7 separate regions of the Mus musculus genome follow, and all the other regions are linked to region 5. The links are chromatin loops, found by intact Hi-C in ENCODE. Cell type or tissue: left cerebral cortex. All regions are shown on one strand.

What was found. A loop is a pair of places that touch in the nucleus more often than their neighbours do. Peaks named below come from ENCODE experiments on the same cell type or tissue, not always from the same donor. Only the 100,000 strongest peaks of a DNase experiment are listed, where the experiment ranks them.
Region 1: a loop joins it to region 5, with 9 times the contacts of the local background. A loop is called at or near these places in 13 of 42 quality-filtered maps.
Region 2: it touches region 5 in a loop (5-fold over the local background); 2 of 42 quality-filtered maps call a loop at or near these places.
Region 3: it touches region 5 in a loop (6-fold over the local background); 7 of 42 quality-filtered maps call a loop at or near these places.
Region 4: a loop joins it to region 5, with 2.5 times the contacts of the local background. A loop is called at or near these places in 7 of 42 quality-filtered maps.
Region 6: it touches region 5 in a loop (7-fold over the local background); 13 of 42 quality-filtered maps call a loop at or near these places.
Region 7: a loop joins it to region 5, with 6 times the contacts of the local background. A loop is called at or near these places in 5 of 42 quality-filtered maps.

The regions. Positions count from the first base shown.
Region 1 is chr2:142,241,261-142,245,260 of GRCm38, reverse strand. The region is part of intron 11 of Macrod2 (mono-ADP ribosylhydrolase 2); the gene reads right to left. Among named protein-coding and RNA genes, the nearest start is that of Gm25583, 600 kb to the right of the region's middle. In left cerebral cortex, no CTCF peak of the experiment used is centred here; DNase peaks (open chromatin) are centred at 1,035, 1,288, 1,533 and 1,863.
Region 2 is chr2:141,006,158-141,010,157 of GRCm38, reverse strand. All of the region lies in intron 4 of Macrod2 (mono-ADP ribosylhydrolase 2), which reads right to left. Among named protein-coding and RNA genes, the nearest start is that of Flrt3, 340 kb to the right of the region's middle. In left cerebral cortex, no CTCF peak of the experiment used is centred here; DNase peaks (open chromatin) are centred at 1,453, 2,288 and 2,491; H3K27ac peaks cover 273 bases.
Region 3 is chr2:141,393,201-141,397,200 of GRCm38, reverse strand. The region is part of intron 5 of Macrod2 (mono-ADP ribosylhydrolase 2); the gene reads right to left. Among named protein-coding and RNA genes, the nearest start is that of Gm25583, 250 kb to the left of the region's middle. In left cerebral cortex, a CTCF peak has its summit at 2,198; a DNase peak (open chromatin) is centred at 2,203.
Region 4 is chr2:141,403,496-141,407,495 of GRCm38, reverse strand. The region is part of intron 5 of Macrod2 (mono-ADP ribosylhydrolase 2); the gene reads right to left. Among named protein-coding and RNA genes, the nearest start is that of Gm25583, 230 kb to the left of the region's middle. In left cerebral cortex, no CTCF peak of the experiment used is centred here; no DNase peak of the experiment used is centred here.
Region 5 is chr2:140,669,095-140,673,094 of GRCm38, reverse strand. All of the region lies in intron 3 of Macrod2 (mono-ADP ribosylhydrolase 2), which reads right to left. It overlaps Flrt3 (fibronectin leucine rich transmembrane protein 3), which reads left to right and starts at 1,619. Exons shown (of 3, transcript NM_178382.4): 1 at 1,619-1,849. In left cerebral cortex, CTCF peaks have their summits at 1,501 and 2,375; DNase peaks (open chromatin) are centred at 1,556, 2,469 and 3,075; H3K4me3 peaks cover 2,640 bases; H3K27ac peaks cover 2,369 bases.
Region 6 is chr2:142,252,375-142,256,374 of GRCm38, reverse strand. The region is part of intron 11 of Macrod2 (mono-ADP ribosylhydrolase 2); the gene reads right to left. Among named protein-coding and RNA genes, the nearest start is that of Gm25583, 610 kb to the right of the region's middle. In left cerebral cortex, a CTCF peak has its summit at 2,242 (motif pointing right); DNase peaks (open chromatin) are centred at 1,623 and 2,257; H3K4me3 peaks cover 283 bases; H3K27ac peaks cover 943 bases.
Region 7 is chr2:142,056,153-142,060,152 of GRCm38, reverse strand. All of the region lies in intron 8 of Macrod2 (mono-ADP ribosylhydrolase 2), which reads right to left. Among named protein-coding and RNA genes, the nearest start is that of Gm25583, 420 kb to the right of the region's middle. In left cerebral cortex, a CTCF peak has its summit at 2,067; DNase peaks (open chromatin) are centred at 1,481 and 1,774.

The DNA of each region.
Region 1 (4,000 bases), 1.6 Mb before region 5:
ATGGGATTGGTACCATGACAACTTGAGTATCAAATTTCACAGATGCTTATATCTTCATATGTGTGTTTTTACATAACCGGATCAGCCATCCTGTATGGGTTCAACAACTCTCAATGACGTTACCACCCAATACAACATGAAGGCTATGTGAATTGTTGTACTGTTTAGTTTAGAGACTAATGATAACAAGGAAAGTGTCCAAATCTGTTCAGTAGAGATATCATTTCTCTCTTTAGTGGAATTTGAAGCTTCAGAACCTGGGGATATGGAAAGCATCTATAATTTGCAATCAGTGAAACTATACAGCTTTAGGCAGAAACAGCCAAAGCTGAGTTTGTGTATAATTAGGGCATAGGAATCGGTCTTTCCTTTAGGCTCACAATGTCTTTCAGTAGAAAACACTTAGAACTTACTGGATCTAGGCATGAGGTTCTCAAATATCACCCTGGCCCGGAAGCCTCGGGCAGGCATCTGACAGGGCACATTGCTCAATTCTGCTTTAGCAGCTCTAGGGGTGGGATCTGGACCTTTGAGCATCTAAATCTTCCCAGGCGATAGTCCAAGGTTGTTAGCGGTGGGGCACCACACCGTGAGAACCACTGGGTTTCTTGTATTTAACTAGTAAAAATAGAAGCTACGCTATGCTGCGGTTTTCATTCATCAAATATGGCCACAGGCAGCCAGCTCAAGTTCATGACTAGATTGCTCCCTCTTCACCTTCTGAAGCTTTGTAGCCATGAGTTGGGTAGTCACTTGAGAATATAGAATTATTTACTAGAAAAGGTTGTTTTCTAAAATAAGATTAATATGTAAAATTCCTCTTTTCCTCAAAATTTTGCTTAAAAAGTCTTAATTGTATTACTCTTGCTTGAGATATGTTTAAAACCTTTGAGCGAAACATCTCGGAGCTTCTGCTTTTCAGAGACTGTGTTGGGAATTCTGGACTCAAGACTGATCAGGGTAGAAAAACTCTTCCAGAAGCCTACTGAGGAGACACGTGAGTGGCCCAGAACCTCTGCTATGATTGCCAAACAGTATGCTGGATGAAGGAAGGATGGCAGTACATGCTCATCGGGTGAGCAGCCAGTTCCAGTCATGAGCAGCCAGTGAAACCTCAGTGGAGGTATTGGTTCACCCTGCAAAACCATTTGTCCTTGAGCAAAATTTCCTGAGCATCTAGTCTCTACCATAATGTCTCTGTTAACACTGTGACAGCCACTGGCCACACACAGCTATTTGACATTTGAAATGTGCTAGTCCAAACTGAGATGTCCTGTAAATATAAAATACACACCAGATACTGAGGACAATGTGTTGCAGTGACATTTTAGATGCACACATTTAGATGACATTTGAATTCTACAAAGTAGAAATGAATTTCAGTCAGGTGCCCTCAGACTTATAATCCTCCTGCCTGAGCCATCCCAAGGCTAGGATTAAGGAGGTATGTCTATGATTTCTTTAGTTTTTAAAATGGCTTTTCAAAACGTAAAAATGACATATGCATTTGTGAGTCACACTATATTTCCAGCTTTTAGAATTGCTTGAATTACAGCTGGTGAGGGGAGGAGCACAGAGCTGAGAGTCCAGATGGGTATTGTCTCTCAAGCTGTCTTTCCCTTGTTTCTCTCTTCTAATTTCTGTGGACACCAGTGACTTCTCGCTATGAAAGTGAGGCAGGAGGTTTTGTTCTGTTTTGTCCCTGAACTCTAAGGGAACCTCGTCTTCTTGCCGATCTTGAACTGGGGTATGGTAGCAATTCAATACCTATAGGCAGCCTAGTCTATGGGATAGTAGTAGTTCAGTGAAGAACCATAGCCAAGCATGCATGCACCTTGAAGATGCGTGCATGTTTTGTTCCAGTGTCTACCAGAGGACTGGGAGCCAGCTGTCCCCACAAGGTCTTTGCACCTATTTTGTATTCCTTTCCTTCCCCAATCTCAATGCACTCTCTCCCTCCTGGAGCATCCTGGGATCAGTGCTTGTCTCTGAATTCTAGCCTGAGAGTGTGCTTTAGGTAGATCTGATCAAAGGACCTTTTAAACTGACTAACTACACAAACACACTAGTCCCAATCATGCTAAGTGCTGATGACGAGAAATGAAGACTGCTAATTGACTCTTTGCAAGATCATCTGAGGGCTTCCCCAGAGACGTGGTGTTTAAGCTGAGGATCCTAAAACTGATCAGTAAAACTTAATAAGACCAAAAGGGACGGATCATGATCCAGGTGGAGTAAAGAACACCTGAGAGAGGCTTCATATGGGAATACTTTGACATTTTTGAAGATTTGAGAGGAGTCTGTGGGGTTGGGATACAGATAGCAAGTGCCACACAGGGCCCTAAGTGAGAGAGATTCAGACTAGAGGAGGAAGGTCGTGGGGGGTGGACAGAGGGAGTATTCCATGGCTGTAGGGAACAAAACCTTAAGATCATATATGCTTGCAGATGGACAGAAATTCAGCACAGTTGGAAGACGGACCACAGAGGACGTGAATCAGGCAGGAGTAAGGTCAGGTGAATAAGTTGCCATTTAGATGGAACTTCACATCCTTTGGTGGGAGGGTAGCAAGGAGCAAGGGAAGGATTCTCTTTCACAGGATAGCTATGCAGAGTATGCATTGAACAAGGTGGGGAGAAAAGGCAGCTGACTACAGCTCCACTGGATTTGATTAAAATCTGTCAGAGGAGAGGTGACAGAGAGATATTCCAGGGACAGAATCAGTAGCTTTGGTAAGCACTTAAATGAAATACGCAAGAGAGATGATAACAACGTCTATGGGAAAATTCTCCCTCAACAGTTGTTACAACTTTATCATACAGCTGTAACTGTTTTGTTTTACTGGTGGGGAAGTAACATTGCCAGTTCAGCAGCAGATCAGGTCTTCCACAGCAAGCATGGAGTAGACACTGTTGCATGCTCTGATTGATCACCATATTATATCACTTTGCATTCTACCCCAGCAGTAGCCTGAGAAACCAGAGGCAGGGTGCTTGAAAACAAAAGGGTGACAGATTGGTTAACATAACCATGAAATAACTCATAGGTATATTTTAGTAGGAAGAGTGAATAGATGCCAAGAAAGAAAACTTAGTAAGGAGCTAAGGAGAAGATGGGGGGTTGGGGGTGGAGTCATGTGTTAAATGTTAAAGCACTCGTGGTGTAAGCATGAGGATTTGAGCTTGGAAACCAAGCACCTTCATAGTAAAAAGCTGGGTGTGGTTGTGCATCTCTGTAATCCCTGGGTTGAGAGGCAGAGATGGGAGAGCCTTTACGGCGTCAATGGTCAGTCAATCTAGTCAGTCTGCAAGCTATACCTTCAGTTAGAGATGTTGTCTCACAAGGTAAGGAGAAGAATGGGAGAAGAGGTGCCTCTATCTGTACGTACATGTGTCTCCATGTATATGTACACGTGTACATGTGTCTCCATGTGTATGTATATGTGTACATGTGCCTCCATCTGTATGTACATGTATACATGTGTCTCCATGTGTATGTACATGTGTACATGTGCCTCCATCTGTATGCACATGTGTATATGTGCCTCCATGTATATGTACGTGTATATATGTACCCCTACCACATCTATACACACATACATATCACACACACACTAAAAATAAGTAATGTGACACTTGACATACAATCTTTAACCAAGTGAAGCATGCAGGCGACAGTCATTTTTGTATGGTTCTGCTACTTGCAGATATTCCTTGTTAGATTTCTATTTTTTCCTTTGGTGACCTTGTCAGAGTTGTACATTTTGACTGATGGTTTGAGACAGTTGGTTCCAATATCTGTTCTCTTTCTGTCGCAAATAGGAATATATCCTATTGTTATCCCCTGGGCTCTGCCTCAGCAAAACGGACAACAGAATACATTCTGTGATTTTTTTTCAGGGCGATTACGACTCTCTTCCACATCTCTAAGGCCTCACAATTTTTTCCCTATCAAGCTGTCTTTAAAAATCAGCTGTCATTTTGGTTTAGTATAAATTACG
Region 2 (4,000 bases), 340 kb before region 5:
TGTACAGCTTGTCACATTGGTAACATTAACCATCCCAGTATATATGCTTGTATGTTTTTCGGATCTAAAATTCTAAATATTCAAGGAATTATATCAGAAGAAAAACTTTATAAAGAAAATGCAAGCACCATATTCCATATTAAGTTTTAACATTTAAAGAATGTAGACATATCTAAACTGGTATGAGAACACCAAATAGTGCCACATGTAATGTTTGTATGTAACTGTGTGCCCATGTGCTTGCTTATGTGCTCATGAATTACCAAATGCTCCCTTAAATTATTTCTAATTTACAAGGCTTAAATGATTCTTTTTAAGAAAAAATAATTCAAGGAGAAAGAAAATTCACTTCCTTCAGGGTGACTCTCACACTTAGGATGTAGAATGTCTAATCCCAGGTGATCACTCCTGGCCACACATACATATAAGCACTATTAACATATATGCCTATATTTGTAATAATAATTAAAGAAGAGACCATACATTTGCAAAGGAGAACATAGGAGGTTATGGAAGGAAGGAGGATGAAATTATTTAAATAAAGTATTTGTGTAAAAGGTTCTCAAAAAATTAAATGTAAAAAAGAAAGAAAGAAAGAAAGAAAGAAAGAAAGAGAGAGAGGAGAGAGAAAGAAAGAGAGAGAGAGGGAGGGAGGGAGGGAGGAAGGAAGGAAGGAAGGAAGGAAGGAAGGAAGGAAGGAAGGAAGGAAGGAAGGACGGAAGGATCAGTTTGCAGAATGAAATCTATAGGAGAAACATGGTCATCATCAAACATTCAGTGGAAATCCAGTCTCTATGTCCCTAAGCCAAGATGGGTGCTGGTTGGATGTCAGAGGAGACTACCCCACCCCTGCCCATTAACATCCTCAGAGACTCTCAAAGGTACCCTGCTGCAAGGCTGGCACCAAAGAGAGGCACACTCCCAGAAATGGAAAACAACTTTGGTATCCCCATTAGTCAAGTCCCAGTAGCCAGGTCGGAAGCACACATTCTGTGGCATCAACCAAGCCAACTTCAGAATAGACTCATTTGTTCCCTAGGCCTCTGACACCCAGGATTCTGCCTCAGAGTGCTGGCTGACTGTCTGCCACAGACAGTTCTCTCAGAGTTTCCTGCATAAGAGGGTTTTGATGCATATACTGACCCATGAACATTAGGGTACAGAAAAGCAGAGGACCAGAATAGGTGGCAGCAGCAGGGGAGAGTGGTTTCTCTAGGTCAGTAAAGAAAAATTCTGTTGATGCTTCAGGTTCTTGGAACAGATTTTGGAAAGGACAAAGCACTGCTTTAGAGACACCTGCCACTTATGGAAATGTCTATTTTCTTCCATCCACAGAAGAACCTTTCTTGCTTCATCTGAAATGCTTGTAGGAGAAGTTAAAATGAGCCACGTGCACTTTCCTTCAGAAAGGAGCCCTATATTTAACACAGCACACACCCCCAACACCTCAAAAAATTTTTTTGAGGAAAGCTGTGTGTATCATGTGGGCTTATGAAATAAAAAAAAAAATACAAACTTCCTCATCCTAGAAAAATTTGCAATGTAATTTACAGCCTAAATGAGGAAGCCCTGCATAATACACTTGGCAAGAATTTTAATGAGTGGACTGGCAAGTCTGGATGCAATTCTTCTGGTCTTCTTCAGACATGTCAGGGTTTCTTTACTTTCAGTAGCAGACACTGTGTGTGTGTGTGTGTGTGTGTGTGTGTGTGTGTGTGTGTATTTAGGAGACATTTTGCTCTCTACATGAGTTCTAACCAATGAGATAAGCTAAAAGAGGAGAGAGCACTCCTGACATGACAATAGTTTCAACTGCAGAGAATGAATGTTGGCAAGATCTAGACACTGTCCCTGTGCGGCAAGGCAACCCAGATTTACAATATGATAAGGAATTCCAGACACCCATCTTCTCTAAGCAGTTAGATCCCTTCCTTCAGGTATTGCTCCCACTCAGCTTTGCGAGTGAAGATCACAATCCTGGCCCCTGTCAGAAGCTTCCTGGCAGGATTGTTGTTGTTTTCTCAGTATGAAAACAACAAAGAAACAATCCAGTAGCCTTAATTCCTGAGCAGCCTGACAGGCGTTCAAACAAGTTGAAACTCAGGTCACATAAGCAGACCCCAAACTGGCCATCACAGAAAGAGTTATAAGGCGATGAGAAGCTCCGGGGAACCTATTAAATCCAGCATCCCTGTCAGTGTGAAACAGGAGCAGTCTTGCCTTCTCAGTTCCACTGTTTAAAGAGCCCACTAAGAAGACACTTCATCCCTCTGCCATCTGCGCAGCACTGTAGTAATTAGTATCTTCCATGCCACAGGGCACCTCACGGAGTGAAATATTAAGAGAAGACTCGACCGGTTGTGACACATCAATGAAACAGGATTAGTTCCATGTAGCCTTTTGCTTAAAGAGAGAAAATAAAAATATTTCAGTGTTCTTAAGTTTACAAGTAAAGCGAAGTCTAGAAACACAGATGTTGTTTTAAAATATTCTTCAGTGACTCAGAGCTTCAGAAGGTAAAACAGGAGCAAAGCAGGACAATTCACACTAAGCTCTGTTATGCAGGCATCAGGCAGCAAGGGACAGAGAAACCCCCCAACTCTCTGTATACTTCCAGGCTCAGAGTGCTAGAAATTGGATCTGTTTAGGCAGACTACATTTTATTCTTTACACAATAATACACCTCTGCTACTTAGTAGTGAAGAATTTCTAAACATCATAACGTGCTGTGAAAAGGGTTCTTTTGAGGTTTTGCCTATTGTAAGTTCTGGAAAACCACAACACAGTGTGAATGCCTTTTGGCAAGTCACTGTACCATCAGTAGGGACAAAGTATATTAGGCAGGCTCCCAGCTCTTAAGGCCTCAAACTGGAAAGCAAAGGCAAACAGAGTTCATAGCTTGCTTTAACTTTTGCCCTGTATAAAAGGACTCTGGGTTGGCTTTTCTTAATTTTTTTGTTTGTGTGTTTACCTGTTTTTTAAAATAATGTTTAGCTAGGACGTTCTGGAGAATCTGATGACTCCATCTCAAAAAAAGTTTCTGTGAGAAAACAAAAGTCAAAAGATGGGTACATGTTTGAGAAAGACAGAAAAATATCCAATATACTAATTTTAGGGTATAAAAATCCCAATGTGATTGAAATTCAGTAAAAATAACTTGATATAATGGCAAATCCAGGAGACTTAAATGACATAAGATCAATAGGACAATTAGACATTGCCTAGAAAGTGAAAATATAGAACTAGATGGAAATAGGAAAAAAAGACAATTATTATGAATCTTGTCTAGTCCTTTGATGTACATATTAAGAAACACAGTAGTAAGTCAAGGCATGGCGCACTCTGCTTTTAAAGAGCCACTTCCTGAATCTCTGAAGTCTTCTCTGCCTCATCTCTCTTCGTCCATACTGCAGTTTAGGAAAGGACAGTGCTCTTGAAGCCTTACATAGATAGTCCTTTCCTCCTTCCAACCCATTCATCCATCTAGTCATGGAGATCAGTAAGGCTTTATTCATCAAGTTAGTCTTTTACTACCTCTTGTGGTTATCCTTTACAAAACCAAGAACTGAAGGCATCTGTCATGTGCCAAGTACTGCTAAGACCGGCAGGTAGGGATACGGTGATACAGGCATTAACATCAGGAGGGATAACGCAGGCAGCTAACAGTCTTCCTCTTAGAGCCAGCATGTTGCTGTGTTTCTCTATTCCACTGGGCTCAGCAGAACTTCTCACCTACTTGAAATCCTGATGCTGTCCATGTGGGACTTCTCCGAATTATTTTAGGTGCCATTTGTTATTCATTTGACCTTATGGAGGTTTTGAGCAAATCAATCAATCAATCAATCAATCAATCACAGGTTCTAGAGTCAAATAGAATAGGTAGCTGAATTCCTTGGACATCATTACTGTTTGTAGTACTAGGAAAACTGTTTAGACCTTTGAGGCTTGGTTTTCTTATCTATAAAGTGCAAAAATTCCCTGATATTATCTCGAGATAGTC
Region 3 (4,000 bases), 720 kb before region 5:
ATGTAGACCTTAAGACATGATATCTCTCTCTCTCTCTCTCTCTCTCTCTCTCTCACACACACACACACACACACACACACACACACACACACACAAACACACTCCTCAGTCATTTTCATCAGCTTGTAACATGTCCATTCACAGGTGGGAAGATTACTATCAAATGTGTATTCTTTTCTGTGGGTTCATTTACAATGGAAAAAGCAATTGCCATATAAGAGACACCAAATCCTAATATTTTACAGGAAAGAGAAAACTCTGTAATGGGTAAAGCAAAGAAATAGAATCTGCCCCCCTCCAGTCCACCTGTGGGGAATCTTTTAAAATTTCTTCCTTTAGCCTTTTTCTTCCCCCTCTCAAAAGATGTAGTCAAACAGTATTGTTAGGGGATTAAGGAAAAGTCATTTCCAACCTCAGGGCTTTTTTTCTTTATTCTAAGTGGGAGCAGACATGTTAACAGTGGCTCTGGGACTCATGTCATCTCTGCTAATGAATGCCCATTCGTTTCTACAAGACTCTGATCTGGAGAAGGTTCCTGGTAAATCAACTCTTTGAAAGGCTTCTAATATGTATCTGCCTATAAAGCACAGGGATGAAGAACAAAGAAAACCTTCCCAACTATCCATTTCTTTCTTCTACTGGTGAATACTTGGGAAGCCATCTGTTCAGTGACAGATTGCAGCCATGATGACAGTCTGCAATGTGGTGGTCTGGGCTGGTTAACTATGCTCTGTGGTCAGTGGTCTGCTTTCATGTTTACAGGGATTTCTTTCATTTTTAATGCATGCTGTATGACTAAGATTAAGTATTTTATTTGTGTATGCATGTGCATGTTTATGAGTCCACATGTGTATGCCAGTGAGCATGCACATATGTATGTGTGTATGTATAAGTCAGAGGACAAACTCGGGTGTCATTCTCAGGAACATTGTCCACTTCCTTGGAGACAGAATGTCTCATTGGCCAAGAGCTTGTCAGTTAGGCTAGACTTACTGGCCAATGAGCACCAACAATCCTCCTGCCTCTGCCTAGCCAGAACTGAGATCAGGACCATATGCCTCCATGCCAGGCAATTTTACCTGGGTGATGGGGATCATACTCAGGTCTTCATAATGGTGGTGGAAGCACTTACTAAACTATCCCTGAAGCCACATGATGAAGTAATGAGTCTTAATACAATGGCTGTTGGAAGAACGAGAGGGTGGGTACAGGCATGTAGTCCCAGCACTGAAGAGATCAATGCAGAAAGATTGTAAGTTCAAGGCTACACTGAGCTACACACTAAGATTACTTCACACACACACACACACACACACACACACACACACACACACACACACAAAGCCAAAAAAAATTCTGGAAACTCTTAGGACATGAATGGATATCATTGCATGTATTAGTCTTTCCAAACAACTCTAACAAGGACTATAAAAGGGATAGACTTGTTTTGGACACACACACACAGAGAGAGAGAGGGGGGGAGGGAGGGAGAGAGAGGGGGAGTTGGGAGAGAGGGGGGAGAGAGGGGGGAGAGAGAGAGGGGGGGAGGGAGAGAGAGAGAGAGAGAGAGAGATCCATCCATCTCCAGACTTAAAGCCTAAATTAAATTACCATCAACTTCAGAGTTCAGCAAGGCCTCACTCACTGCCCATGTGGCCCTCCCTGTGGATATAGTAAAGAGAAAATATCTTTCAGTCCCTTCTTTGCTCTTCTTACAGTAGCAGTAAAGCCATCAAGGGAGTCAGTCCTACTCTCATAACTTGTGGGATCCTGTTATCACCCAAAGGCCCCAGCTGCAAATACTATCACTATGGGGATTACAGCTCCAACACATGAATGTTGAAGGGACTAAAAATCCAATCTTTACTAACATACAACTTGCCAACTTAAAGATTTTTTTGGCTGTTAAGTTAACATTTGTTTGGCTTACAAGCACCAAAAGGAATCTTCAATGGGTCTATAAATGTCATACATTAAAACATGTTTCAGATCAGATACATGTTACATGGGCTTTGAGAATAAAGATCTAGATAAAGTTGGGCAGATACTTTTTTGGTGGGTGCTATGTCAAAGCAATTGATTCTCTATAGCTTAACATTACAGACCTCAGAAATTCTCTGAGGACAGTCACTGGTTACTCTGTTTTTAATGTAGCCTATGTAATGTCCTTAGGAGAAATCTTCCTGAAGATGGCAGCCTTTCACTTCCAGGCTTGGGTTCATGCTGTTCCCTCTCCTGGATACTCTTTGGTTTTCCCTCCTAGTAAAAACTATCTACTCACACTTAGATCTCAGGTCTCTGTTTATATGTCACCTCAATTATGTCTCGTCTGTGTTCCAATCATCATTGTTCCACCATCATTGGAGCTGGTTTCATTGTGGCCACTCAGTTAATTGTTGTCTTTGTAGATTTAAGCTTAGGAGAACACAGATTTCCTTATCCACAGCTGTACATGGTCCTAAGCTGGGAGCCAAGAACAAACTCAGACCTCAGAGTATATAGCTCACTATGGAGGTAAGTCATATCATAGATATCCAAAAGAAGGCTTAAACAGCCAGAGCAACCTAACATCAAGCCTTGAAGATCCTTTAAATGTGGAAGACCTAGCATGCTAAGGGGTCTGTCCTTCCATTTCAGAATGACACGCAGCTAGAGCAAGAGAGACAGACAAAAGGAACACTGGAAGAGAACAGCCAAGAAGCCAAGCCCTAGTCCAAGCTAAGGTTCCAGTCCTAGAGAGCCAGGCACACTATTTCTCTATAGTTCCATGCAGGAGCTTCCATATAATTTGTAGAATGAAATGAAGATGCTTGTTTGAATTCTATTTCGAATCCCAAAGTGTGAGAAATAGACAATTTTAAAAAGCATTTTCTACCATCCCTTCTAAGCCTGTGTGACTCAGGGCTGTAAAACTTTATTCTTTATTTGTCTCTTTATTCTTCACCATGCCTACATCTCAAGAAGGTCTAAACTCTGCTACGCAACAGGGTTTAATTTACTTCCTCTAAACTGTATCTCTCTAGAACTTGGAGGCTCTGTAATATGAAATTCTATTAGAAAATCTTTCAGAACTACCAACCCCAGGTTCTTATGAACCTTTGTACAAATACCCGTGTGCAACACAAAATATTCAATGTGTTCCTTAGTGCACATTCTCTCACAGGAAAAAAAAAACAACTTGGTACTAAAATGATGCTTCCCAAATATACCCATCATTAACCTTCATGAGAAACCAGTTATGTGTCTGCCTATAGGTATCAAGCTTAAGGAATTTTGCTGTTACTGTGAGCTTGCATAGCCACTTGACCTCTTCCTTTCAAACACTATTATTCAACACCTGATTATTCATATAACATACTGGTAATGTTCTATATGTTGATTTTTTTAAACCAAGTTTAACTGTTCCCTATAACCCTGGGAAGTAGTATTCCCATTTTTTAATTGTGACATCTTTTATGGGTATTACTTTTATAACACTTTTCATTAATCTTCCCTACCAGTGACTGGGGCATCTTGCAAATAATTGACTTATCATATCCAAAAGAAATTTGCTCCACTATGTTAATGGTAATAGAACAGAAGAAACACTTAGAAGAGAAGAATGGAACTAGATGCCAAGACAAATACAGTCTTGGTATTTGGTAATATGCTCACAAAATATCTGACATCTGTTGCTATAAGCACTGCCTGTTGTTTGAAGATACTCATCTTTTCCTCTTATCATGCATGCTACATGACGTTTGGCCTAAATATGGCAATATCGGACATCATTCACACTCTGGCAATGCCAAAACTAAATTTTGCATATTATTTTTTAATGTTGATGCATAGTTTGATTTAATGTCTCCAAGACAAGTGTCAAAGTGATTTTTGACAGACAATTGAGTCTTCTAAATGTAAGTCAATATGTTAAACAATTATCATTGAACTTATGGTCAATATTTTAAAATAATGATGAGATGCCAAGAGAAAAGAAACTGGAATAATGCATTCTTACTGA
Region 4 (4,000 bases), 730 kb before region 5:
TGGATCACTGGCAAAAAGATACTACTGCATTGTTGTATGTTTTATGTTGATATGGGAAAAAATAGCTTATCAGACGGAAGAAACGTACTGTGAGGATGATGGAGTCTGTTCCTATAACTTAGGTCTTTACCCTAAGTCTTCATTATCTTCTCTCAGCTTGTCCCAGTAATCATCCTGACCGCAGCCTCATGTGTTCAACGTAATTTATCAAACTGAAGGGTAATTTAATTTTGGTCTCTTCTTTCTTATATAAGACTTTACTCAGGTTAGTATCGAAACTTATAGTACAGGACACTCAACAAGCCCTTGGCAAAAGTTAGCTAGGTCGTGAGTAGGGGAAGCAAGAAGGAAAAAACGCATACCTATCTCATTTGTTCACGTGGAACAACCTACAGATCTGAAGTCCTTTCTGGTCCCTCTGGCCACTGCTACTCAGGGGGATGAGCATGACAAACCCTGAGCACAGGGTTTACTCTCTGGAAGAAACTGAGATGGCATTGGTTAGAAGATTCACTCGTTGCCTAAGGCCACTAAAATGCCATTTTGCCATTCTTGGAGTTCAGAATGACTATTTATTACACACCAATATAATGCTGAGCAAGTCATATGTCCCTGGTATGCTGTCCATACAATTTCTTCCCTTGCTCAGCCAATGTGTTGACACAGCCAGAGGCCCTGCCTCAGTTCCCCAATCTTGCAAATTTCTCTGCACAGAATGAGTTTGCTTTTGTTGAATGTATTGTTCACACTAAGGTCTTTAGGGGGGGGGGGGTTGAAATATTTAATTTAAATGACTGGTCAATTTTTCTAAATGATGTACTTTTCCAATTTTTCCAAGAAAAGTAGGTCAACATCTGACTTTTTGGTGCACATTTAGCAGGCAACTGTGCACACATTTATGCAAATACCCAGTCATTTGGGCTCATAGCATTTTGCACTAAGCTTTCCTTAAAATTCATTCTCTTTGTTCAGCTGCTTTCCCTAATCCCCACCTTAGCATTGTGAATTCTGCCATTTATTTCACAGTCTCTGCCCCTACAAATGACTTAGTCCATTTTGTTCACAGTCTTTTTTTTTCTTTCTTTCTTTCTTTCTTTCTTTCTTTCTTTCTTTTTTTTTTTTTTTTTTTGTATAACCAGGTAAAGAAAACTTGCAACTTGCTCTGCTCTCTCCAGCTTTCCCCATCTTCCATGTTAAACTCTACCAGTAACTCTTTTAAAGTGACTAATAAGAACATCTACATCCTGCCCAGCTGCTTTAACAGTAGATAGCTAGGTAATTAAAGTCTTCTCTCCCTACAGTGTGTTTCGGTCTTCCTTCCTGAGGGACTCTTGGATTTGTGAAGCCAGTGTTCTATTCACCTGCATTAAAGTGGGCAGGAGACTGGCCATAGAAGTCCTCACTAGGACCTTCCTAGAATTCAACACTTCTGCTTTGTAAAATCTCAGTGTGATTTACACCAGATGCCAGCAAGCTTTCAGTGTGAAGGGCAAGATCATAAATATTTTAGACTTTGTGAACCAGATGGTGTCTGTCACAACTAGTCAATTCTCCTGTTCTAGGATTCAAACAGCCATAGATAATATGTAAATGAATGAGTGGTGTGACTTCATGGGCAAAGAAGGCTCTGAGATGAACGTGACTCACAGGCAGAGCAGCAGTTGACTGACCACTTACCTATGCAGCTACCTTCCTTGCTAAACTCCACTGCGACACAGAGAACTCTGGGCTATGAGTTCTCCTGCTCACTAGCTGTGTGGTCTGAAGTAGGTGTTTGGTATCGGCATTTGGTTTGCATGACCAATATTGATGAACATAGAAGAGACAGAAAAACAACAAAGAATTGTTTCCCTCAGGAATGTGAGGACCTGTGCAAATATTTTGCGTGGAAAAATATATCATCTCAATTGTCTTTCGTAGAATTTCATGGGCTCAAATATAAATAGAATTAATGTGGTCACTATGAGAAAAGACACCCAACACAATTAATTGATAGAACCATTGAAGCTCCAAATTAGAGTGCTCAGGATAAATTGTAGTTGTAAGGGCTTCTTCTAGTATCTAGAACAATGACAGCAAAATGAAGCATGGCCAGAAAAGCTGTCAATAGACACAGAGCAAGAATACTGAGGTATTGTATCACATAAATAGGCAATGAATAGGAAAGCCAGGCGCAGTGAAGCATACCTGTGAAACTAGCACTTAAGAAAGTCATGAATGCCAGACAAGTATGATACATTGCAAGATGCTATCTAAAAGAAAAAGAGAGGGAGATGGAGGAAAGGAAATGCACAGTGTACTAAACAAAAACAAAATAGAAGCAGTAGACACACTGCTTGACAAAATACCCCATAAGTTATTGAGGTCCATGCAGGCATTCTTCCTTATCCTGGTGATATTTTCAGATGCCGATAAAGAGAATGTAACAATGAAAACAATAACCATAAATCCCAGCATCAACCTACTTTGAACCAAGGATTACTGTATGCAATCTTGATTCTAAGGGCATGGTGATATCACCAATCAAGACACTGCTAGGTAGATAATACAGTGAAGCAACATACCAAAGTGTCACAGAACTAAGAAATAAGGGGATAGGATTAAATCCCAAGAATAAGCAGAATGTATTTGTTCGTGCTCATTTGTTACCTATTGACCTCTGCTCTCCTACACTTCTCCACTTCTACAATTCAAAAAGCAAAATCTCCATAAAAAATAAAAACAAATATCTCATTTCAGTGGCAGAAAAACTGAGATGAATTTAACTCAAGTGCTTGGGAGCCTGGATGTAAGAATGTTAGCTGGGCAGTGGTGGCCCACGCCTTTATTCCCAGAACTCAGGAGGCAGAGGCAGAGGCAGATGGATTTCTGAGTTTGAAGCTAGGCTGGTCTACAGAGTGAGTTCCAGGACCATTGGAGTTGCACAGAAAAACCCTGTCTTAAAACAAACAAACAAACAAACAAACAATGTCTACAAAGTTTCCATTCTCTCCTTAAGTTGAATAAACAGGTCTTAAGTCAATAAAACCACAATTCCAGGAAGCACTGTCAGAGGGATACATTGCTAGGGTACACACTGTGTTGCCTTATTCCCAGGGTCACAGTTCTGGCTGAAAACTCTGTTGGAAGCAATCATGGAGGAAGGAGTGGGGAACAATCACTCATGGAGGAAGGCATGTTGCATGTTCAAGAAACTATGAATCCTTAAGAATCATGTATTACTTGAAGGTTTTTAAAAATGGAAATGAAAGCTTTCCCACTCCAGCAGCTGTCCTACCGTGTCTTTGCAAACCCACCTGTTGTGAATGAGAGGATCTTGACAACAAATGATGTTTTCTTTCTCTAACCACCAACTGCTTACATGTCAGTTCTGCTTTCTCAAACGAAATTACTTTTTTGAAAAATAGAATTGCATCTTTTTGTGACTTCCTAAAAAGAAATATTGCTCCAAAGCTTAAATATAATTCATTTCATATGTGTTTGTTTTTAAGGTCACCAAGCAGAAAGCAGGTTAGGGAGGGTAGAGGTCAGAAGGTAAATGTTTTCATAAAATGCCAGGATAAGAGTACAAGCCTAGGAAAGGTTTCAGGCTTTAACACTTGTTAGAAACAAAAGTCAAAACCATCTTTAAATGTTATAGATCATAAAACAAGCACAAAAACACCTGTATATAAGAGGCTATATACAAGTGTGCAATTCTATGTATTATGTGCATAGAAATCTGTGTTAAACAACACATAGTGTGTACATTATAAAACATGATATTTAATATATTTTGTTTTCTAAAATGTGATGTTTCACATGAATGTTACCTGTGGTTAAATGGTCAACGTCACTGCTTTTCCTTGTATCCAATGACTCGAATAGGGTAAGCAGAGATATTTGTGAAGAGGCAGTCCACAGAAAGACTGAAAATCTTTGCTGGCTATTCATCTGACAGGAGATTAACATCCAGAATATATAAAGAATTCAAAATTAAATATCAAAAAGGCAATCAGTG
Region 5 (4,000 bases):
AAGGCTTTCAGGCAGCTGAATGGAGACAGATCTGATTAAATATGGATATAAGCCCACAGGAATTTGGTCAGGCAAATTTTTCCTTTTAAAATAGAATCAACTCTCATCTGAAAATGGTTTCTAGAAAGAATTATTTCAAACAATAATTTAATCCAGGTGTTTGATTTTCAGTAACTGAAATCACTCCTATCCTTTCCTGAGAGGTTATCAGTTACACCTACTTTTTCCATCAAAAATCTACGGCCACCTCTCAGTTTAACCTGCACTACTGAAGACTTCTGAGAAATTGGCTTTTCAATAGATGTTAACATGCTAAAGTCCTACTTTCATTCAGTGGGCCATTCCTCAGAAGTCAGCAAGAGAGCAAGCATAGAACAATAGGTGTCGGAACATCTCTTATCGAGGGGTCACCTTCCACTCCTGAGAGCACCCATTCTCAGAGGGGAGTTCTAAAGGTCAAACAGCTGCCAAACTCAAGTTAGGAACCACGTGAAGCTAACGGAGAGAATAGCCATGTACTCCTAAGACAGACAACTAGCCTTCAGAGACAAACAGACCATTTCCTAGAAAGGATAAAGTCATGAGCTTGTTAGAATCAAGCAAAGAAAGAAGGGAAAGGAGATTGCTATTTGGGTAAATATAGAAACAAGATTCGTCACTTAAATTCACTTACTTAGGAGAAAACTTACAAGTCCAAATAACAGAAAACTGATGATAAAATTATACCTGGAAATTAAAGTCTTGGAATCCTGTTAATTAGGCAGAGAAATCTTAGTGTCTTGCAACTGTCACTATTTATTCATGTACGCAAATTAAAATGATTTAAACCTGGAAGAACCATTTCTAACAGATATTTTAAGATATTGATGACTGCAGCCATGCTCGTGGCAGCAAAAACCATAATAATAATAATAAAAAAGAATGTAGTTAGGCTCAACCCTTTTAATTTTAGGGAAGACTGATAAATATGAGTGATTGTATCTTCCTAGTTCTGAAGTAGAGGTATACCCTTATGCACACATGTAGGTGGTCTCTCTAGTAGTACATAAAACAGTCTTCATTATGTGAAAATGCATGTGGAAAAAAAAACCTTTCTACTTCCCAATAAGACTGCTTTCTTCAATATTTTTCACTGTTCTTCCATTTTCTCCCTTCTCCTAAGTAAATCACCATTTGACCCTGCTTTCTCATTTGCCAAATCAATATTAGTTGGGATTGCCATCCTCTGTTCTCCACAGTTACGATTTTAATGTAATAAAAATAATCTGACTTTTGTTAACTTATTTTTGGTACAGATGGCTTGAGCATCAGACACCTGTTTCTCTATTGTGATCTTATAAATATTCTCCTAGCGTGCTTGTGTTTTTCTGAGTGTGCTATCACTACCTTGCAGTAGTAAACTTTAGGGAGCGCGGAGATTCCAGAGTTGCTGCCTACAAACCAAATGGCATCTCAGCTTTGGCAAACTGAAAGGCTCATTTCGGCTTCTCTCACCCCCTCTAGCGTTGGCAAAGCTCATCTGTCTGATTATCCAGTTACCTCACTGAACAAGAGCTGGGCTAAGTCCTGCCCACCTATGACATCACCCCCTTCCTCAACCACTGCGAGGTGAAGCTTTAAACTTCAGACTTGGAGGTGGGCTGCGCGCAGTCAACTGGATGCTCTCGCGCGCAGTCCTCAGCGCAGGAGTGATCTGAAGCAGGACCGCTCAGGCTGCAGCTGCCGTGGCTTTGTGTGCACTGGATGCCGCGCTCCGGAGACGGGGGAGGGTTTTTACTTCAACTCACAGGCAATGGAATTACAGCTGTAGCAGCAGGGTATAAAGGATTGCTTTTTCCTCGTCTTCCTGGTAAGTGTTTTCCATGCTTTTTCTCATAATTGTCCCAGAAACTTCGCTTGCTCTTACTCTCTAGAAGGAAATGACTAGCTTGGTTCCATGAGGGATCCAAGTAGCCACGTTTGCTCTGTCAGCAGGACGGGTCAAAGATGTGCGTGCAAGCCAGCTCTAGGGAAAGTCTTACAAAATAGCCGAATGTTATAAGTTTCTTACAGACTTAAATCATTTTTAAAAATAATAAATAGCTCCTCTCTGTTTCAAGCAATTTCTATCCGCGCAGAGCTTCACGGAAAACTGCAGTTGGAAAGTTGAGTGTTTGAGATAGGAGAGGCAGATTTTTCTCGGCTACAAAAGCGAAAGGTCGCTAACTTGGTGTGTACTGTATGTGTGGTATGATCACCTATCGCTGTTTCTATAACTGTGAAAGAAATCAATAACCCCTCAGCCCATGAGTACGCAGTACATGAAAAGCATACATCTTGCTCGCCGCCAGCAAAGCTGCGCTGGGAGACTGGGATGCCTCTGTAGAGGATTAACAGCTACACCTAGATTTGAAAGCTTGCACTGCTTATCCGGCCCCAGCTCCTTCAGGCATTCCGGGCTCGGGAATCTCAACTAGTAAATCCAACTCAGAATCTCCGGGCCAAACCATATTCCCAGTCCAGGAGACTGTCAAAGCCTATCGCTTGGGCGAGTGTAGAATGTGACTAGCATAGTAACTGGGTAGTCCACTCAGAAAAACTAACAAAGCTCACCCTGGAAGCCGTGCTTGATGTATGCAGTGAGGGGAACAGGGGAGGGAAGCCTCATCAAATGGCAAAGGCAGAGTGTCCCTTCACTTGCAACACACAGTGAAAAATATTGTATTGATACAAATGCGTTAGACCACAAAGCTTCCAAAAGGTATTTAAGTGTATCTAATTAAAAAAAATGTTTTTCAGTAAATTATGTCTGAAACAAAATGGTTGCATAAAGGTAAAGAGTGCAACAGGCCCATCTTTTCTCAACATTGGGAGCGGGTTTATTACTTATTTAGAATGAAAAGGAGATGGAAAATGTTGGTGTTTTCCAAATTACAAAATCAAATGGTTTTTAATAATTATTTTGATTGTTCTCAATAAATCTATGCTTCAAAATGCACATATTTGCTGTGTTATTGGGATGAAACAACATGGTCAAAGCCATGAAAAGTGCTTCAGCTGTGGCTATTCCTTTATTCATCCTTAACTGTGTAAGAATACCCTAACCAGTATAAACAGAAGGATGAACCTGTCAGCTCCCAGGCTACGATCACTTAGGCTTGACTCAGAGTGACAGGTGACTGACACCCATCTCTTTGGAAATGAGCAAAGAAGGTAATTCTTTTAAAGTGCCATAACATATTATTATCACTACAAATATCAACAAGCATAATGGTATGACTGTGCAAAGGCTGGTTATCACTTAGCTTCACGTATATGTGTATGCATATATATATATACTTATCAGCCTAAAATGAGGAAAAGGGTTAAAAATGTCATTACATGTGTTCAACTAAAGAACAAGAAATACCAGTTTATTGTTTTACTAGAAAACTCCCAAGGGTGAGAAACTATATTAGCAAATGAATAAACACAGTGAATTCATTAATAGGGTATTCTAATAGTGGCATCAATCAGTTATTAATTGGGCTCTTTTTTTTTCTCTGCATACCCTTTTGAAAATCGATTCTGGTTAGGTTCAAAATGCCCAATTAAACAATTCCTGAATCTGATGTTTATGAGATAACAGCAAATAAAGGTGTTTTTTTTAAAACAAAAATTACAAAACAAAACAGGAAATTTGTCATAACTAAATGTGGCAGCTAATAGAAGCTATGTTTCTTTTGCTTTCAAGTGTTAATTAAGGAGCCTCCGATTCTATCAAAACTTTTTCAGAGCTAAATGAAGCGGTGTGAAATAAATTTGGTTGAAATCTTGTGGCTGTCAGACTTTGTTAGTGAGCTATTAATTATCTTTACCCCAGTTTCTTCTCTGGCTATATTGCCCAATCAAATAGAAACTCCAATTATACTCAGAGGCTCCTGCCTAGGGACAGAAGACCCTAATGAACAGTCAGTCCCTCCAGATGAAAAATACAATTATCAGTTTGAAACAGGCAAGCACAAGCAATGCAGATTCTCCC
Region 6 (4,000 bases), 1.6 Mb before region 5:
GAAATAGAAGAGGCCCCCCACATAAAGAGGTGCATTTGTACTCGTCTCTTCTCCCAGGATTTGCTAGAGGTAAAAACAACACTGAAGTAAATAATATTCACTCTGGTGCTGGAAGCATTTCTCCTTTTGCTGGCCATCTCCAAAGATGCCAAACACGTTTTACTTCAATCTTCTTTCCGGCTCTGAATCAAGTGACATTCTCAGTGTAAGGAGCTTGGCTGATTTTCTATGCCTTTTATGTTTTCGTTAGATATGTGCTTTCAAAAATTTTATTTTCATTTATCTTGTATATGGTGGTCTAACACATCAATGCGTAATTTTTTTTTTTGTCCTGAATTCATTACGCTGATCAACTGTAGAACTCTGAAAAACATAACTAAATGGGCGGCTGCATTGGAGGCTGGCTACTTGCAACTAATTATTTTTTTGTCTTAAAATTTGTGAATTCATGGGCAGAGAAAATGTACTCCCAAGGGCAAGTAAAGGCCTGATTTTATAATTAATTTTGGGGAGATCTCCAAAAACACTTTTGTGAAAAGAGCAATGTAGATCATTACCTTATCTGAAGATACAGGAATGGAATATAAAATGTAGTTATATACAGAGGACTGAAAATAAGAAGCTAGCAATATGAAGTACAAATGATCATAAGGCCTTTTGTCCAGGAGCAGCAGCTAACTCCCTTCTGTGTGGACACAATATGTCTTGTTACTTGTTTGACCAAGGGGTTAAGGTAGAAATGATGTCTTGAGCCTTCTGAGCTGCCTCAGAGTGACAGTTCTTGCTTTCTCCTTTGGGAAAGGGAGCCATAACTGCAATGCAGTTCAGACTAGACTACCCTGGACAGAGAGGGCCATGGGACCAAGCTGTGAGGAAGCAAGACCCATTAGGGAGACAGTGTTGCATCTTCTAGTCCATCCCAGCTGCTTGTAGGATGCAGAGTTGCCACCTTAGCCAATGTCCCAGAGCAGAAAGACTGCCGTGCCCTCTCCATCCCTGGCCCACAAGTAGGCCTAAGTTACCAACACTTATGATCTTACTGTGTTTTCAGTGCCACCCCTTGGTGCTGCTCATTCTTTTCTGGTTTGGTTTGATTTGAGCTTTGAGACAGGGTTTCACTCTGTGTCCAGTCTGGCCTTGACCTTGCAGTTTTCACGATTGTATCTCCTGAGTGCTGGGAAGGTAGGCATGGGCTGTTTTGCTACCTGTTCTTCATGCAAAAGCAGACGTATGAGAATCCTCCCCGAGGGCGGGGAGGGGGGCTTGACTAGCAGAGATAAAACAACAACCCTAGAACTTGGAGAGACCCATTACCAAGATACTCTGAAAGCAATCCACCGGACAGCATCCACTGTGAACAAGACTGCAGTCAATTAATACCTGAGTATGTACAGGATCTACTCCGTTTGTTCAGCTTGCGGAGAACAGAGCAATTTTGAATATGAGAAGCTAGGGACTTCTCGGTGTGTCTTTAAATCCACTGCAGTAAGTGACATATTTAACAGCACCACACAGCACCTGCTGTTGAGAATCTTCATGAGGATGACAGCACTGATTTTTGTTCTTGGGAGGAAATAGCCATCACGGTTGTTCTTGTTCCCTTAATAAGGCCAAGCTGGTTCGAGAACACGTGCCAAAAATTTAGCCAATTATTTCTTCCCTTCCTCCCTACCAAATGGACTGAACAAGCAGGAGAAGATCTGCCAGCTTTCCTCGAACAGACAGACTTCATAATGTAGATTTCACAAAAGGTCTGAAGTCTGTAGGTGACAGGCTGCCTTTAAAATTAGTCTGGTTCCTATGTCCCTTCTAGTGTGACTACGACAGAGACAGAGAGGATCCTTAACTGGAGAATACAGTCAGAGAAGGAAACAAGTCTTAGGAATGTAAGGAACTGTTTCTGGCAGTTAAAAAGAAATTCACATTCAGATGCCCAGATGCAGTGCTCTTATACAGGGGTTTACTCAGCAGCTCACCCAGGATTTCCTCTGCCTTCCCATGCAGGTCATAGATCTCCCTAACAAACATCCCAGGGGCACGTTTTTCTTCCCTATTTTGAGTTTCAGCTGTAATTTTCTACGTGAGTATTTCTGCTCTTGGGAAGCCAGCTTAGGAATCACTTCGCATGTTTATCTTGGAAGAAAGGTATTCTAGAAGTAGGCTGGGTTTGCCACTTGAGTAGCATGCCCTCAGCTGTAAAGGTACGTTTTCAATTTCAGAGACAATTCACGCTCAAATCCAGCAGGGGGCGCCAATGCAGAAGACTTGCTCTCAAAGCCCACCGTGCACTCTTGGGCAATTAGATTAGCATGCATTTCACTGTCTTTTAGAAGGACATTCTGGCTGCGTTCTATCTTTCCATCCATTTTAAATGCTTCCACCGAGTGAGTTCTTACTGAAAAAGTGGGCCTCTGCCGGTGTATGCGTGGGGTGGAGGTGGAGGGAGAGGAAGACACCACACGGACTCTCATTACCCGGTTACCAATAAGTGTTTGGTAAGGAGCAGCTCAATCTGTCTATCTTCACAGGAAACATATAAAGAATAAAAAGTTAAGTGGGGTAGGGCATATAAACTTGTGGTTTCTAGAAGGGACTTTAAAAGGGTTACAATAAATGTGAAGCAATACCTACCTACAGGGAAGCACTGGGCTATTTTGTTAGCTGAAAAATAAATGTCCCACAGAAGCTAGAGTTTCCCAGCTACTGCACATGTAGGAACATCTATCCACTTGTGATAATACACTTCCATGGCTTTTGTGTAGTGTGTGATGTGGCGTTTTATTTTCCCACCCTAAAAAGCAGAATAACCAGCAAGAATTTTTCTGTTGTCTCCTTCCCGGTGTTTTTAGTATTATTTCTGACCATCTATCTTTTAAACCATATTTATTAAGCATGTGCTATTTGCAAGAACACATTCCATGAAGTTTACATGAATAATATGAGAGTTTTTGCCTGCAGAATAAATTCATTCTCAAAGAAGGGATCTGTCACCGCTGGGCTGTGACAGGAATTCTGTGCGTGTTTAATTCTCTATTGAGAGAGATGGCAAGGCGGAATCCCAGCATTATGGCCTGAAGGTGTTATCTTGATATTTTTACTTCTTTCCACAGCTATGCATAGAAACGGAAATAGGGAAGGGAAATCAATCAGGGTAAGTCCCTGGCTACTGCTGGGCCAGCGGGCTGACGTGTACTGATCGCTGGCACGCTGTTACCTTTTCTTACTCTGGTCTCCGGAATTTTAGACACAAGCAAATCAGTTCAGATACAGCAGTTCACAGATTAAATTCTTGGTCTACGGTATAACTGTTTGTCAGTGTCCTCCGTCGGAGAGTAGGAAGCTCACGTCCCTGACGTTGGACTTAGCTGCTTGACCTGGACAATTAAAGACAAGTGGATAAGACCAGCAGTACTTCAATGTGCTGCAGAGCTGGACATGTGTCTTGTGCTTCCACCGTCTGCCATGGGGAAGAAGACGCTTTGTCAGGTGCTGGTTGACGGAGGACAAGAAGTAGGTAGAACAGCCTTCGACCCAGAGTAGAGTGAGGACAAGATTAAGGAATTCACATCTCAAAATGGAACCACCTAGCCGATCCTAGCCAATCTAGTTGATCAGGTGACCAACCTACAACCTGCAGACTCAGGTTCCCATGAGCATGAGAAAAACCAAAACCAAAACCAAAAACCTTCTTGTAAGTAACTAGAAGTCAGGAGAACTTTTGGCATTATTATTGATGAAAGTAACTGATAATAGTTGAGTAATATATATGGTATGTTTTTCTGTTATTTCTTACTAAGTGTTGACACTTTTGTGTATATTGTAGGTACTTGTATATAGTCCTACTTGTATGCACAGGTGTGTGTGTGTGTGTGATATGTAGTAAATCTGTACATGGATGTGCAGATAAGGGTACCCATGAAGGTGGTCAGAGCTAGAAGAGGATTCCAGGCGTCCTGCTATATCACTCTTTGTCTTAGTCCCCTGATGTAATGTCTCTCAC
Region 7 (4,000 bases), 1.4 Mb before region 5:
GGTTCCTGAGACCAACAGAGCCAGCCTTCTCTTACTGGTCTTCAGATAAAGATGAAGAACTCTCAGCTCCTCCTGCACCATGCCTGCCTGGACACTGTCATGCTCCTGTCTTGATGACAATTGACTGAACTTCTGAACCTGTATAAACAGCCCCAATTAAATGTTGTCTTTATAAGCGTTGCCTTGGTCATAGTGTCTATTCATAGCAGGATTGAACTTCTGAACCTGTATAAACAGCCCCAATTAAATGTTGTCTTTATAAGCGTTGCCTTGGTCATGGTGTCTATTCATAGCAGGAAACCCTAACAAGGACAGAAGAGAACATGAGGTACTTCTCTTCTAAGTGCTATTTCTTTGGAAACAATTGGAAACTAAATTGTTTGGGAAGACCGACTGTGGAGTGATTGCATATGACTGGGACAGGCTCTCTGTGGTGGCACTCCAGCTTTAGTTGGATCATCTTTGAAACAGGCACCCAATACTCTCTTGCTCTAAACTTGTCTCCATATTTCTTTCATTTTTTGTTTAGTGTCATGGTTGAGGCTCTCATGGCTTGTAAGAAAAGAAAGTGTGGATCTATTTTTATGATGCATATTCCTGGGTTGGCTAAAATAGGCCTCCTTGCCTTTCTCCCCTCAACTGATCAGCTAATTGGAGCTATTTGTGTTTATTTCTTATGCAAATAAAATAATTACCTTAATTATCTACCGAGATAAACTCTTCCCTTTTTTGCATTGATGATGTTTCTGAGTAACAATTTGACTTATTTCGGAAAGAGCATGTCATAAAAGTTCAATTTTTACCTAATAATTACAAGTAATAAATTTAGTTGTTATAGATGTTTGATTATTTCAGTATAATTTCTTTTTAGGATCCATTTAGATTCATCTTTCTATATTTAGCAGTTATTTCCCTTTCATTTTTTTCCAGTAATGTTCTTGCTATCCTTGTTTGTGTGTGCATGCATTTGTGGTACGTATATGTACGCACAGGTGTATGCACCTGTGTATGCCTGTATGGGGGGGGGGGTGGCAAAGTTAACACAGATGCCTTCCTTATTTACAAGTATGCTCTCTAACTGAATCTCGAGTTTCTCCATTTTGGCTAAGAGCTAGCCTGGTCATACTCAGATCCCCTTTTTATTCCTTCCTGAGGGCTGAGATTATAGGCTCCTTTCATGCCTATTTGTGTTTTCATCCCTTCCAGCCCAGAAGCCTTCCTACCCCCCTCTCCCTGCACTCTCCTGTGAGGATGATTGGTCCCACTGCAGGGTGAGAAGATGCTTGTTGTCACTTGAGCAAGGCCTGGTTTTACCACTACAGTGGTTTACACAAAGTGGGCTGCTTTTGCCAATCCGGAAAAAGCTTTAGCAGCAAGCACTGGGCTGGAAAGATGGGTGCTTACTGAGCTATGCCTGTCTCAGCTGTTCAGGAAGCTGCTCTACTAAACATAGCAGAATCCCCACCCCCCCTCCAAAGCCAGTCCCAGCTGGCAAAGCCCACCTGGCTCTCCTTTGGCAACCTCTTTGCCTGAATGATTGAGTGGCAGCCGAGAAAGCCCTCCAAGAATGGGGGGCCTGTGGCCAAGTCCTTCATTTCTCTAGCTTCATTGAACAGCTCTGGATCATTTTGCAAAGCCGTGACACTCCTCAAGATAACTCAATCCAAAGGACCAGCCAGATAACGACCCCACAGTCCTTTTTGATTCCACGAGTGTCTGAGTGTAAGTTCCAGGAAGCCGGGTTTGATCAGCTTACGGGGATCTTTGTGGATCACAGGGCTTTCTCGGAGGGACAGGGATCTGTTCCCTGCTTGTTCGGTGAGCACAACACTTGCATTATTATTTGCACATTTCTGAAGCTTTACCGAGGCAAAAAAACCCCTTCAGTCTCCCTCTTGGGGGAGGCAGCTTTCCTTTACAGCAAGAGATGTGGCACTTTCCTAATATAAACGTGCATACAAGGTTTGTAATATAAAACTCCTGCAGGCTTTCCTTGATGTCTCCCTTCTGGCTTAAACTGCTGGGTGTGACTAGTTTAGAAGCTGTCAAAATGACATAAAACAGTTATTAAAACCACTGGCTGCCTCACTGCCAGAGGGCAATATTGTTCCATAAATAGTCTGCACTGCAATAGTGCTCGGAGCAAGGCGAAGCCATCAACCTTAAGGCGGGAGGCATTTGTAGCACAAGGTAAAAATGCAAGCACATGTGGAGTCCCACACATGAATAAACGGACCCATTTTTTTCTTCAGCTGCAATTTGGGCAAATAGGTACAAGTGAAACACCGGTACTCAGTATCTATTTGAGCACCTAAGTGAACATGTAATTGCACAATGAGCCTTTCACAGAAACTCAATTAAACATGTAAATTATTGTCTAATGTCCCCAGCAGCCAAAGAATATTTTCCAAGTCTGTAGTCATTATCCTCTATCATGCATTTGTGCATCAAAGTACACATTTCTATAATTAAATGACAATTATTTTTACTTCTCTCCCATTAGTAATATTTAAAGTCACAAGTATTCTTCTCTTTGGTGCTTGAATATATTAAGTTTTTAGAGGAAGTACCCATTAAGGAATTAGTGGGTGTCCATAGGGGCAAACTTTTAGTATCCATATCTTTGGAATGGTAAACCAAATAAAATGATCCTTTAAAGAACAGAATTATATGAATGAGTTATTCTGAAATATTTTTGAGGAAGTCCCTATAGCATATTCTTGGAGATGAATGCTGATAACTTTAATGAAATATTAACAACCTTGAAGGTTAACACTAAATAATTATTTGCTTCCTTAAAAAGATAACTATCTATCTCGGGAAACTGGAGGCGGTTGTTTCTTTTGTATAGTTTATGACATTGGTTGTGAAAAGGTAATGACAATATTTGGAATCCCTCTGTGGGTCAGGATGACCAATGAACAAGAATTGGGGACTTGGCTGGCTTTGCATCAGTGCTTCCTGGACGTTCATGTGAGGGGTGCTGATCCTTAATCTCGCAGTGTTAGGAGGTAGGACTAAGGTAATTCGGCTAAGATGTGCCTTGATATTGGGGTTACAGTGATGAGATTTTCATCTCCACCAAAAGAGCCACAGAGATGTCAGCTCCCTTCCTCTCTTTTTCTCCATTTGAGGACACAATGAGATTGAAATGATGAATTAGGAACCTGCCAGGAAAAGAATTTGCTGCCATTTTGACCATGGACTTCCAGCATCCAAAATACATGGACAAAAATTTGTCTGTTGGGGCTGGTGAGATGGCTCAGTGGGTAAGAGCACCCGACTGCTCTTCCAAAGGTCCGAAGTTCAAATCCCAGCAACCACATGGTGGCTCACAACCACCCGTAATGAGATCTGATGCCCTCTTCTGGTGCGTCTGAAGACAGCTACAGTGTACTTACATATAATAAATAAATAAATCTTTAAAAAAAAAATTTGTCTGTTGATCAGGTAGCCTACTCTCTGATATTCGTTACAGCATCAGGAGTTGACTAAGACATGCATACAAATATTTTCTAGAGTAGAATTCACTATTATTTGGACAAATTTTTGATCATTCCAAAAGAATTTAAGTAATCAACCACCCAAGTAGTCAAGATAGGAAAAAGAATCTTCTGTGCTATGGGGCAGTAGGATCGTGACTTCTAGGTGGGAAAAAGAATGCAGTAGAGTTGGGAAACGGTCAGCCAAGTATGTGTGAGTGAGTGCCCTCAGCAAATGTGGTGGAACTGAAGCTCCAAAATAATTGTTCTGATTCTTCTGGAAGGGATCTATCCCTGGTTCCACACCAAGACTTGCACTAGTCAGTTTATGCTAGAGAGGCTCCAATGATGCAAGACATACAGGTTCATAGAGGATGCTCCCTTCACTATGTTATGGTTCAATTTTATTCTTAAAATGCTTATGCTTGGGTGAGGGGTTGTTTTGGTTACATTCTGAAATCCTGAATGACTTCAAAACTCAAAGCAATCTAATCGATTTCTCAGTTATTGGCTTAGAA